2 separate regions of the Homo sapiens genome follow, and region 1 is linked to region 2. A link is an interaction called in ENCODE POLR2A ChIA-PET data of the cell type or tissue named here. Cell type or tissue: Panc1. All regions are shown on one strand. Each heading gives the region's core, and the rest is flanking DNA. Links, peaks and the distances in the headings are about the cores only.

Region 1 (5,000 bases), core at 1-5,000, 240 kb after region 2:
GACTATGGCTCTACACTGGCCCAGCCTGGACACTGGATAAACAACTCTCTTGGTTGGTTTTCACAGATCAGCCACTCTTGATCTGGTTTTCATGTGGGACACAAAGCTGTGACTGCGTGAGGGGTTAAAGTGACCAAGAGCAGAGGGCACAGTAAGTATGTCCCAGCCCCAGTTGGCATGCAGTACTTGGGTCCCTCAGAAATCGCCGGTTATCTGTTTTGAACTATGTGGCAGGACCTGGTTCCCGGTGCTGTCTGCATGAAAGGTGGAGGATTAGCAGGTGGCATCAGAGGACACCCCCTCCCAGGGCTTCATTTCTAGGCAAGTGTAGCTTTCCTCTTAGGTGAAAGATGCTGTTCTTCAGGGCCCCCTAGTGCCAAGCTGGTGAAAACAGCAGGCTTTTAAAATGTCTCCAGTAGTGTGCCGCACTACCTGCTTTCCTGCATTGCTGTAGGATCACAGAATTCAAGAAAGGACATGATAGTGTGTCAGTGTGGGCACCAGCACCCTAGCCTCTCCCCACTGCACCCCTGCCCCCACCAAAAAAGAGAAAACCTCCCCCCTCAGCTTTTCTTCAGGGACTCAGTACACCTGGCTTAGTTTTTTTCTCTCCTACCTCCTACTTCAAGCCCTTACTTGATCATCTGAAGCAAAAACCAGAACCAGGGAAACTAGAGGAGGAGTCAGGGAGCTGCTGCTCCTATTCCTGGAGTGGTTCACCTCTCCCCTGCCCAGTGGATGGTCCAGACCCAAGGAAGGAGTGAATTGAAAGCTAAGGAGGGGCTCAGGTAAGAGTAACATTTGCTTTTTTAGGCTCTCTTAAATGACTCCAGGTTAAAACAGACATACGAGAGGACTGTTCAAACCCTAAGCACGTTGGTGGCTCTGTGCTTAGGAGATACCTCTTTTGGAACCCAACCCTATGCCCCTGCTTGGCTGGGTGCCTTTCAGCGCCCTCTGCACATCTGCCACCACATGCCCCTCTTCTTGTCTGTCACCGTATCTTTGGCCCTCCCCATCTGTAGGTTCTGCATCGCAGATTCAACCAGCCTCAGATTTAAAATACTCAGAAAAAAACATTGTGTTTGTACTGAACATACACACTTTTTTTCTTGTCATTATTCCCTAAACAATACAAGCATAACAACTGTTTACATTAGGTATTATAAGCAATCTAGAGGTGATTTAAAGTAGATGGGAGGCTATGCATTGGTTATATGCAAATACTAAGCCATTTTCCATCAGAGACTTGAGCATCTGCAGATACCGAGGGACCACTGTGGAGCTTGCCCACCCACTGCACTCAACTCAGAGGGCATCGCCCACAGTGCCTCACACAACACACTCTGTAAAATGTGTGCATTCCTCTCGAGTGACCATTTTAATGTGAGGAGTGCCTCCAGGACCTGACTGCTCTGGGCCATACCATAATTTTCTGTTTAGTATGAGAAACCTGACAGGGAGGTAAAGGGGTCTTGGAGGACCTTGTCCTCTGGCCATAGCTGGTCTCATGGGAGCATCCTTGGTGGAAACTCCCACTGCAGCTATGTGGGGTTTGCTCGGTACCTCTCATTGTGCATCTGGTATAACCTCAGTTCTGTTAGCACCAGTAGTAGCTCCCCTAGCAGCAGGCTCTGAGCCGGTGGTTATGTTATGACCTAGAGGTTCCCTTCCTGGGCTTTGTCCAATCACCGCTTCTAACTTGGACTTGTCAGTACCTTCGTGCCAACCTTTTTGGACCAGCTTGGGGCACTGTTTTTATGTGAGTGTTCCCAGGTATTTTCCATAGCTCCGTTCCTTCTTCACTCAGCAGACTGGCTGTTTGTCCTCCTTTATCTACAGCCTGATACAAAAACATGAAATTAGCCTGCACACTGCGAGCCCTTCTTTTGTGTACACCACCGACTAAACCAATGAGAGCTGATGTTATCTAGCTGTATGTCGGGTATGCCTCGTTTAAAGGCATTCTCTACTGTGCAGTGTCTGACACTTGGGGAATCTGATTGTTTCTGGGGTTGGTTTGTTTGTTTTGAGATGGAGTCTTGCTCTGTCGCCCAGACTGGAGTGCGGTGGTGCGATCTCAGCTCACTGCAACCTCAGCCTGCTGGGTTCAAGTGATTCTTCTGCCTTAGCCTCCCGAGTAGCTGGGACTACAGGCATGCGCCACCACGTGGGCCCAGCTGATTTTTTTATTTTTTTATTTTTACTAGAGATGGGGTTTCACCATATTGGCCAGGCTGGTCTTGAACTCCTGACCTTGTGATCTGCCCACCTCAGCCTCCCAAAGTGCTGGGATTACAGGCGTGAGCCACCGTGCCTGGCTGTTTCTGTTTTTTTGAGATGGGGGTCTCTCGCTTAGGCTGGAGTGCAGTGGCATGATCTCGACTCATTGCAGCTTCAACCTCTTGGGCTCAAGTGATTCTCCTGCCTCAGTCTTCCGAGTAGCTGCAACTACAGCTGCATGTCACTATGCCTGGCTAATTTTTGTATTTTTTTGTGGAGACAGTTTTGCCACGTTGCCCAGGCTGGGAATCTGATTGCTTTTATCCCCGTTTTTCCTCAAAAAAGCTAGTGTTGCAATCTTTGTGAGTTGGTCAAGGTACCTGTGTGGGAGATGTGCAGTCTCAACTGACATACATGTCATTTCCTGCCTGTCATTTGTGGCCATAGCTGATGTTTGCACAACCTCTTGGGAAGAGCAAACATTGGTGGTTATAAACCCTTGGGTAACATCCAGTGCATTTATACCAAACTGATGTGAGGAAAAGCACAGTAAGGTAGCATCACCATTCCAGGTGGTTGGTTTGACCTTAACAGTTTTAGGGGAGCAGAGCCAGTGTCTGGGAAGAACTGAAATGGAAGCAGAGATGGCAGTCCCTTATGTGGCAGCAGCCCATGTAAGAGGTGATGTTCCTCTATCTGCAAAGCAGAACAAAACCTTTTACCCTTTCTCCCAGAGGCCCCCTCAGCCAAGCATCCTTCAGTGAGCAGAGAACAGGCCTCAGAACAAACTCCTTTTGGGACCCCCCTCTCATTCTTTTTGAATTAAGGTGGACTTTTCCTTTACATACTGGTACTGAAGTCTCAGATCTGTTTATTAAGAAGTATGAAGGGCTCATGCCTGTAATCCGAGCACTTTAGGAGGCCAAGGTGGAAAAATCATTAAGCTCAGGAGTTTGAGACCAGGCTGGGTAGGAAAGTGAGACTCTGTCGTTGTACAAAAAATAAATGAGTGAGGCATGGTGGCACACACCTGTAGCCCCTGCTATTCAGGAGGCTGATGCAGGAGGACAGCTTGAGCCTAGGAAGTTGGCTGCAGTGAGCCATGATTGCATCACTGCACTGCAGCTTGGGTGACCCTGTCTCAAAAAATATGAAGATGTTGATAAAGTTCTTAAAAAACTAAAAATCAATTAGTTAAATAAAAAATAAAAAATCAATTAGTTGCCAAACATGAGTAAAATGGAAAGCAAGGTTGTATTTAATTGTATCTGTTCCCTCTCCACTGTGAGGCTGGATAATCTATTTGCATAACTTGAGTGTTTGCAGTCTGGTTCAAGGGTAGGGTTGGAGCCAGGCCTGGCCCACCCACCCTTCCCTATTCTGGGACCGAACTGTTGGCCTTCACTCTGCCCTTCCTCACCAATCCTCCCCTATACAGACAACGCAGCATGATTCTGCTACAGGGTGTGTGGCCTGTCTTGAGCAATACCCTTTCTCTACCAGCCCTTATTTTCTCTCCTAAGCAGAGATGACTTGGCTGCCCTAGTGCCTAAGCTGGGACCTCTCGTGAACTTTTCCTTTTCCACGGCCAGTGGTCTTGGCTTTAGGCCCCTCAGATTTCTAAGTCTGTGCTCCATGCAGGGTCTTGAAAGGAAACTGCTGCACACTTGAAATGAGTAAATTCAAGGATTTATTATAAGGGTGTAGATATAGGGACAAGCCCTTCCCAGTATTTGCAGGGCCCATGGCAGGAACACAGAGAGCCCTCCTGCAGCACATCCCCTCCAGCATCCTCCCACCCTCTGTACTGAGCCACGCCTCAGCCACTTCTCAGGACGAAGGGATCTGTCTGGAGGACAAAGCTGGGGAAGGGCTGGAGGTCCTGAGGTTCTGGGAACCTAGGTAATGGTTTATAAGGAGAACAAAGATTCTGGAACAGTGCCTGCCCCCTTGATCCTTCAAACTCCTTGCCCATGAAGAGGCGCAGGGCAGGAAGGCCAAAGGATTGGCCCTACTAATGTGCAGGAGCTGGTGCAGAGGCCCCAGCTGCCTGGTTGGGGGTAGTAGTGGGTGGGGTAGTAGTGGGCAGGGTAGTGGCTGCACATTAGAATCAACTGTGGAGCTTTTAAAATTCTCAATGCTCAGGGCACACCCTAGACCTATTAAATCAACCACTGGGGGTGGGAGCTCCCAGGTGATTCCAGTTGCAGGTGGGGTTGAGAACTACTGACACGTGTAATAGAACCACGGGGTGATTGTGGTTGGGATGATGGTTCCCAGGTCTGGTGGAAGGAGGAGGGTGGTTGCTGGGATGGGAAGGAGGGAGGAAGGAACAAAGACATGGCAGGGAAGGAGCCAGGGAATGAACACCTTGAGCCTCAAAGGGCCTGGAGACCACCGATGCACCACTCCCAGCATAGTCTCTCTGGCAGTGAGCAGGATGAAGGGGAGGGAGTGGACCTAGAGGGGCAAATGTGAACCAGAAACAGCCTTCTGTGGGACATTTCAAGCAGGGAGAGAGTCACTATTTTGTCAGAACAAGCCTCCCCCCAGCTCTTCTTCAGCTTCCCAAAGGCCAGTGCAAAATTTCCTTCCTTCTCCATGCCTGTGGAAGAAGGAAACCTATTTCCTAAAACTTGATGATCCCTAGGAGGCCCTAAATGCACACCTGGGAAGCTGTTCACCAGGCTCTAGATAAAATTCGTTCCATCCAACAGTTCCAGACCACTGCAATAAAGCAAGTCATGAATTTTCTGGTGCATATACAAGTTATGTTT
Region 2 (8,087 bases), core at 3,088-8,087:
AAAAGAAGAAGAAGAAGAAAGTACTCTATGGAACCCATTGCTTGTCATCCATCTGGCACCAAAACCTAAACTCTGAATGATACCAAACTACCACCAAGGTCTCTAAGGCACAGATGCAAATTCTCTCTCCTCCTGGGACCTAGCACAGTGCTTGCACAGAGCAGGCCTTGACAGGTTTTTGTTGGGTAGAATTGCAAAGGGATTATCGTCGTTATCATCCCATGGATAACACTGTTTGCTTCTCTGTCTTCATGGGTGACTTTTTTTGTGTCCTGGGCCTGAACTGTCTTCTAAATACTAGAGCTCTGTGGCCGGTTATGTTAATATTCTGATTTCATTAACCTAAATGCATTTCTAGATGAAAGCCTTGATACGCAGCTTCAACAACTGGTGCCAGTGTGAACTGGCAAGCCAGCAGCATTACTGTGCTGTTGTCTTTCATCCCAGAGCCCTTGAGGAGCAGTGAGAACTCAGTACTGTGGTGAAACATTACCTATGAAGAGTCATGAGACTTGCTTCCTTCTGGTGCAGAAGAAACTGTTACCAAGCAAGGGTTGTAGAAGCCAATACTGTGGCAATGGCTTTTGAGATAAGAAAAAACCTTATCACCAGTTGACTGGCAAGGACACAGGAGGCAACATTCAACTCTGTCGCCGGGATCTGGGTGGTTGGGTCAAACTTTTGTGGCATTTCTAACTAGTCCCAGTCCCCCATGGCAGCCAGTCTGCTATGCAGGTGGTGCTAACAATGAGGAGGCTAAACTCTTCCCATGGCACGTACCAGGGCAATTTTGACTGTGTGACATGGTCGAAGGTGAGGCTGAACACCCTAACAGCTGTTCAGCTGTTGCTGTAACAACTTAGGCAATGGTTAATTGGTTTGATCCGGTCCCATGGTTACAAAACCAGCACTGTTATTTTTCTTTTCATGCACTCCAGATATGCCATAAACGTTCCAGTCCCTCCCACCAACGTGTCAAGGGGCTCAGTTGCTGAGTGCGTCCATTCAAGGAGCAGTGTCAGGAGAAAGCTGAGTCCTGGGCTGGAGCTGCTGCATCTGTGTGGCTCCCACTGTCATTTCGGCAGCCCTGAAACAGGTGGGGGAAGCTGGCTGGGGTCTGTTTGGAGCAGCATACTCTTGGGGTGAACAGGGAACATTTGACTGCCAGGAAAAGGGTGTAAAACACTTTCCCTTGGTAATCTCTCCATGAGCATCGGTTATTCAGAATCCATAAGTCCTGCTTATTCATTAACACTCACTAAAAGCTCCTTTGCTAACCCAGAAGCAGAGGGAAGGCTGGCCCATTCCACTTTTGAGGCACAAGGTATACTAAAAAAAAAAAAAAAAAAAGTACAAATGGGCCGGGCACGGTAGCTCATGCCTGTACTGCCAGCACTTTGGGAGGCTGGGGTGGGTGGATCACTTGAGGTCAGGAGTTCAAGACCAGCCTGGCCAACATGGTGAAACCCCATCTCTACTAAAAATAAAAATTAAAAAAAATAGCCGGGCATGGTGGCACATGCCTGTAATCCCAGCTACTTGGGAGGCTGAGGCAGGAGAATCACTTGAACCTGGGAGGCAGAGGTTGCAATGAGCCAAGATCACGCCACTGTACTTCAGCCTGGGCAACAGAGCAAGATTCCATCTCAAAAAACTTTTTTTTTAAAGTACAAAGGGCTAAACAACATTTTTAAATTGTGGTTTATTTTAATGTTTATTTTTAAAATTAAAATTGTATAATGAATATTGCCTTTCCCTCCTGTAGGTATACCTCTGCGTCTGAGTTCATAACCTCACTTTCAGATAGCTCAAAAGCCCATATTTGAGGCCCTTTATGGATATGGTGACTGGATCTATCCCCACCCATGGCTGGTCCCTTGTCCCCATCCCCCATCAGCTCCCTTGCCATGTCATGATGCTCAGAGGGCTGAACTGTGGTTTATTACGTGTGTCTTAGACTAATGCCAGACTATCCACCTCCTGCGCAACCACGGAGGAGACTCCCTTTGACTTCAAATTGAGCCTGGAGCTTTGATCTGCCCTGAGAGGCTCACACTCAGATGCAGGACTCTGTTGTGGTCTGAGGCAACTCTTCTAGGTTGGGAAAGCCTTTCCTGCCCAGCCGACAGTAAACCATGCTATTTGGCTTAAGTTATATCTATGGTTTCCCCACATGCATTAGAACTGTGGGGAACACCCTCTATGTATATGCTTGGACATGCTCATCTGTAGCAATAGGGAAAGAAGGGATTCCCCAGGGAACCTCTTTTGCTTGGCCACATGATAAACTCCTCTAAAGCCACAGAGTCAGGAATAGGAGGTGCCGTGATGTCCAAACACAGAAGCACATGATCTGATTTCCATTGTGATAATATGAGGAACTGCCAGCGCCCTTTTTTTAAAACAACAAAGAGACCTAACCCACAATACGAATAGATTTACCAGATTTTGGTTTTAGGAAACAATGGATATGAGGGACTCATTTCTTTGGAATCTGCTTCTTCTACAGCTTGGTGTTTCGGGGGGACCCAAACTGGGGCCTCCCACAAGGCCAACCGAAGTCTGAGGCAAAACCTTGCTGGATTTCCTTACTAAGACCTTTTCTCTAAGAATTTCAAATTTGTTTTGAGAGAGTTAAGGAGTTAGCACTTCCCTGACAACACTTAAGAAGAAAAGGGCTTCCATTTCTTCTGGTAGTAGAAGATCTGAGCCCTGTGGCCTGTTCTGTGTCCTTGGTGGTGGATTGATTCCTGCCCCAGGGTTCACTGACAGCTGAAAATGTGAAGGGACGCTGAGGAACAGGGAGTGATGCAGTTAGAGGGAGCTCTCTAAAGAACTTGGTAACCCAGAAATTCTTCATGTGTAAAAATGCCTACCCATCCCAAAAAGCCGATAAGAAGGAGCAGGCAAAATAACAGAGTCTCTAATATTGCTAAAGGAATAAAAATACTTTTTTTTCACATCAATTTCATCTTAATTACAAAGATGCATGAATGTGATGACGTAGCTGTCACTATCGTGTTTCCTGGCACACAGCTATGTTATTTTGTTTCCTTACAGGCTTGTAGCAAAGGAAAAAACATTAAAAAAATTTTAAGTCTCAAGGGGAAAAAAGACACAAGTGGAAGGAACATTTTTTTCTTCAGACCAGTTCACACTTGCATTTGAAAAAGTAGCACATCTCTTAACATATTTATCTTAGGAAGCTTCCACCCCGCCCAGGAGAAATGCTAGAAATTATGGCTAGTTACTTTGTGTTTATCTTGGGTATTAGCTCTTGAAAGAAGAGAAAATTATAATGGAAGTACCTGTCTATTATTAATTACTGAGCTTCAGAAATCCTGTCACATGACTTCTAGTGTGTCTTTCTAAAGGAAATAATGACCATGGCCTTCCCTTCCTTACTTTGCCTTTAAGAATGAAAATTCTGGTGTAGCTTTTATATGAATTCTGGGGAATTTGATCATGACTATAGCAGTTCCTTCACTCCTGTTCCCACCACCCTCTTTCTCACCAACTAAAGGTGATTTTCTCCATCTCCTGCCATCAAGGACATTGGCAGACTGGGCAAAGTGGTGCACAGGAGTTTGAGGCTGCAGTGAGCTATGATTACACCACCGCACTCCAGCCTGGGCCACCGAGAAAGACCCTGTCTCTAAATAAATAGAACATCGACGCTGGTGACTCCTTCATATCTAGGAAAAAGAGATGTTCTGGCATTTATTCACTTTATTTGGCATGTATTCATTTAGTGCCTGGTATTTTGCTAGGCACTGGGGATAAAAGAGTGACCAAAAAAGGACAGAGCCCTATTATTAAGTGGTAAGAATCATACCAATAAATATGAAATGACACTCTGACAAATCCTATTCTTTCCAAGGAGAAATCCTGCTTGTTCTTAACTCATTCCTTCCTAACCTTCTTGTCCCTCTGCAACTGCAGCCTTAACCTGTTCACCTGATCCTTCCTCCCAATCAGCAACATGCTCTGGTTTCCCCTTTTAACCCTGCCTCCAAATAGTCTTACCTTCCTCACCTTCTTTTTAGCCAACAAACCATGTAAGTTGGTACCCACTGGCTTTCTCCAACCTACTGGAAATTCTGTCTCAGGACTGGCCACAAAGGCCTCGCCATTACTGAATCCTCACCGCAGCCTTCACTGTGGCTCCTGATCTCTCCACTGTGTCTAACGCCCTGACTGCCTCCACCTGGAAAAGTTCTTCCCCCATCAGACAAGCCTCTCTTCTTTCTCCTTACACCACATAGGGACTGGTGTTCCCCAGGTTCCAGTCTTGGCCCTGTTCTGTCTTCTGTCCATTCTGGGAGATGGCACTGAGTTTCAAGCCTTCAATGGCACTCTCCCCTACACCTCCAATTTGAGTTTCTCCTGAGCTCAGACCCATGTTTTCATGTCAGCCATTATTCTTGAATGCCCTGTTGGACTTCAAATCTGAAGATGTGCAAAACAAACCTCATGGTTTTCCCTCCCAACCCAGTCTTTCTCTGTTCTCCGTCACCATCCACAGCATGGCTTTCCATTCAGGGACCCATAGCAGAAACTTCCAAGTTATCTGTGACTACATTTTTTTTTTCACCTTATTGGGACATTCTGTCTGCCATTGTGTTCACCTGAAAATGTCTGTCACAATGAGAGATGACAAATAGGTTTCATCTAATGTACCAGCTGTGACTGATTGGCAAGTGGCTGCCTGGAGCACTGTGTTGAGAAAGATTCTGAGGCAGCATCTGACCTCAGCAAGAAAAAGTAGCGTGATTTGTTATCACCTCTGCCTTGGGTGGTGGAAGGCATGCCAGGCATTTGCCATCTGGCTGCAAACTTCACCAGTAAGCAAATGGAGATAAGCTCCTCCGGGTCCCATCGCCACTGCCCTGGGTTCTCTCTTAAGAGTGTTGCAATAACCTCTCTTGGTCTTCTCCTTTCTGTCTCTCTTCCCCTTCCCCACCCAGCCCTTGCATTATCCCTCTAGGGCAAATTTCTCCTACTGGGTTAAAGCACATGGCATTAAAGGCCATTGCGAATGTGACTACAGCACCCCTCCCTTCCTCCAAACGTCCCATGTGCTCCCGGATCAGGTAGTAGGGCATTGTGGTTCACAGCATGGACTCGAGGCCTTCCTGCCTGGTTTCAAACCCCAAATCTGACACTTACCAGTTGTGTGACCCTGATTAAGTTATTTGACTCTCTGTGACTCTGTTTTCTCAGCAGCAAAATGAGAAGATCTACCTTATAGGTTTGTTGTGAGCATTAAATGAGTTAAAGTATAGAAAATGCCCAGAATATCTGCAGGCATATGATAAACCGAATGTCAATGTTCAGTCTTATTGCTACCACACCCGCACCCTAATCCTCATTGGCTTTGATCAGGCTGTTTCCACGGGCCTGCCCCACCTTTCCCAACTCTCAGGAAGAATGAAGTGTTCCTCGCGTTGTCCTTCCATAGCACGGGTAATATTCCTCTACTCCAGCAGTTATTGCATTGTACTGGGGTTAGTTGTTCATGTGTGTGTCTGATCCAACAGTTGGGGGATCCTTGGGGGCAGGGAACATGTCTTTCCTACTTTTGTGTCCTCTACTTCTTTTTTTTTTTTTTTTTTGAGACGGACTCTCGATCTGTTGCCAGGCTGCAGTGGCGTGATCTTGGCTCACTGCAAACTCTGTCTCCCAGGTTCAAGGGATTCTCCTGCCTCAGCCTCCCTAGTAGCTGGGACTACAGGCACTTGTTACCACGCCTGGCTATTTTTTTTTTTTTTTTTGTATTTTTAGTAGAGACAGGGTTTCACCATGTTGGCCAGGCTGGCCTCGAATTCCTGACCTTGTGATCCGCCCGCCTCGGCCTCCCAAAATGCTGGCATTACAGGCATGAGCCACCGTGCCCAGCCTGTGTCCTCTACTTCTACCAGAGCAGAAGTCTGGAGGACAGTAGATATGATAATGTGTGAATGATGACATGTTAAATAACTGAATGAATGAATGAATTGGCAGCAGAGACAGAACGAGCACTGGGTGCTAATAATGGTTATAGTGGAAACTTGTTTATCTCCAAGGGAGATAATAAACAAAAGTTTACCTCCTGGAATACTATCTCCATAGCAGGTAAATTCTTTCTTGAATACCAGTACATCTCCAGGAATCAGTTACCCAGCTCTGACTTTTCCTTTGCCCCTAGAAAGGGCTTTTGTTAACTTAAATGTAATCGTGCTCATTCTCATCTCTATAAACATAAATTGCACTTTTTATGGCCTATATGGCCTAGTTCCTCCCCCATCTGTAATTCTATGCTAGGTATAGAACAAACAGAAACTTCTTACTCAATTGTAAGACCTCTGACCTTTACTCTCAAAGGACCAGGGGCCAGTAGTGCTGAGGATTTCATGATTGCTGCTAATGATAACGAGGCATTTGGAGAGCTCTGACTTGCAACCTGGATGAGAAAGAATTAGCTCTTTTCTGAAAACTACCTGCCTCATGCTCTTGCTATGATTTAGATTGTGCATTTGTAGTCAATAGACTTCCACAGTTTATAGTAAACAGCCAGACCTAACTACACGTCTCTTAGCTTCTCTGTGAAGTTTGCAACCTTGGTTCTGCCCTTGGCAGAAGCACATGGCACGCCCTTCAAAAGTGCAGAGAGGGGCAAATCCTCCTCCACGTTCCCTGATTTTCTGCACAAACTAGATCTCCCCAGCTCATTCCACAGAGATATTTATGGTTGCTGGCTAGCAGACATATTGAAAATATTCATGGCACGTTGCCAATGTGCAGATCTGGAAGAAACAGGAGCCTGTCAGTCCTGTTCCACCCCACCCTGCCACAGCCCTGGCAAGCCTCATGGGTCAGTTTGCACTGTGAACACTCCCACTTCATTGCAGGCGACGCTTATCAATAGCGGCCCTGGCCTCCTCCCTCTGCTCTCTGTAACATAACAGGCTGGCAGCGCCCAGAGAGGATTTTGACTATTCCAGTTTTAGTAAAAGGCTGGGGGAAATCCATATAAGCAAGTCTATTGTTCTTGGGGAGAAAAAGAGTATGACTTTGGTGTAGAGAAAAGAGGACAGAATCTGCAGAGGGACAGGTAGGAGGCAGGATGACAGTCCTGGAGAATGCCACAGGTGGAGGCCAGAACATGGTGGATCCGGGCAAATCTGAGCTGACAGTGGGCCAGGATGAGCTGCCTCGCAGGGAAGGTGCAGCCCAACCCCAGCTTCCCAGGAAAGACTTCCCCCTGAGTTGTAAGCCAGCAGTGTGGGAATCAGTGGGTGGGCAGTGTGGGATTCAGTGGGGAAATCCTACAACATGAGTCAAATAGCAGTAACCATGGTGACAACACTGAAAGCCAGCTCTCTCTGGCTCACGTCTCCACCAGCACACACACAGGACCCAGCCCTCCACAGTCAGGTGGCCTCCAGTGAGGCCCCATTTGGGTCTATATTCTGTATGAGGGCCCCTTGGTGGCAAGTGACAGAGACAAGCGTCAGCAAGCCTGAGCAGAAAAAGGATGCGAAAAGGGGAGGTGGGCCGGACGCGGTGGCTCACGCCTGCAGTCTCAGCACTTTGGGAGGCTGAGGTGGATGGATTGCTTGAGCCCAGGAGTTCAAGACCAGCCTGGAAAACATGGCGAAACCTCATCTCTACAAAAAATACAAAAATTAACCCGGCATGGTGGCACGCGCTTGTAGTTCCAGCTACGTGGGAGGCAGAGATGGGAGATTCACTTGAGCCCAGGAAGTCAAGGCTGAAGTGAGCCATGATCACGCCACTGCACTCCAGCCTGGGCAACAGAGTGAGACCCTGTCTCCAAAAAAAAAAAAAAAAAAGTGTTGGGGGAAGTTGGGGTTGGATTCCTTGGATTCAGAATCTGAGGAAAAAAAGAGGAAGGGTGTGGGGGCAAGAGCAATACACAAAATCCAAATGCAGATGTGAGACCAGGCCTCAGGAATTTAAATACTGCAGGACTCTCTCTGTCTTGTCCCTTCCCTCTGTACAGCTTCTCAACTCATCTCTGCAGACCGGCTTGCTCTACTCTTCCTTTATCATGGCAGAATGTGCTTGGCTCCCAGGCTGACATG

The links. ChIA-PET counts read pairs that join two places held together with the same protein. Peaks named below come from ENCODE experiments on the same cell type or tissue, not always from the same donor. Only the 100,000 strongest peaks of a DNase experiment are listed, where the experiment ranks them.
Region 1: POLR2A ChIA-PET joins it to region 2 with 5 read pairs; 3 of 35 experiments call an interaction of 5 or more read pairs at or near these places.

The regions. Positions count from the first base shown.
Region 1 is chr14:55,354,435-55,359,434 of GRCh38, forward strand. It overlaps a transcript of FBXO34 not described here. Among named protein-coding and RNA genes, the nearest start is that of ATG14, 55 kb to the right of the region's middle. RefSeq lists an enhancer at 109-198. In Panc1, for the core only: CTCF peaks have their summits at 377 (motif pointing left) and 579; a DNase peak (open chromatin) is centred at 397.
Region 2 is chr14:55,115,950-55,124,036 of GRCh38, forward strand. It overlaps LOC124903319, which reads left to right and starts at 6,901. Exons shown (of 3, transcript XM_047432036.1): 1 at 6,901-7,250; 2 at 8,006-8,087. The coding sequence starts at 7,106. In Panc1, for the core only: no CTCF peak of the experiment used is centred there; no DNase peak of the experiment used is centred there; H3K27ac peaks cover 1,514 bases.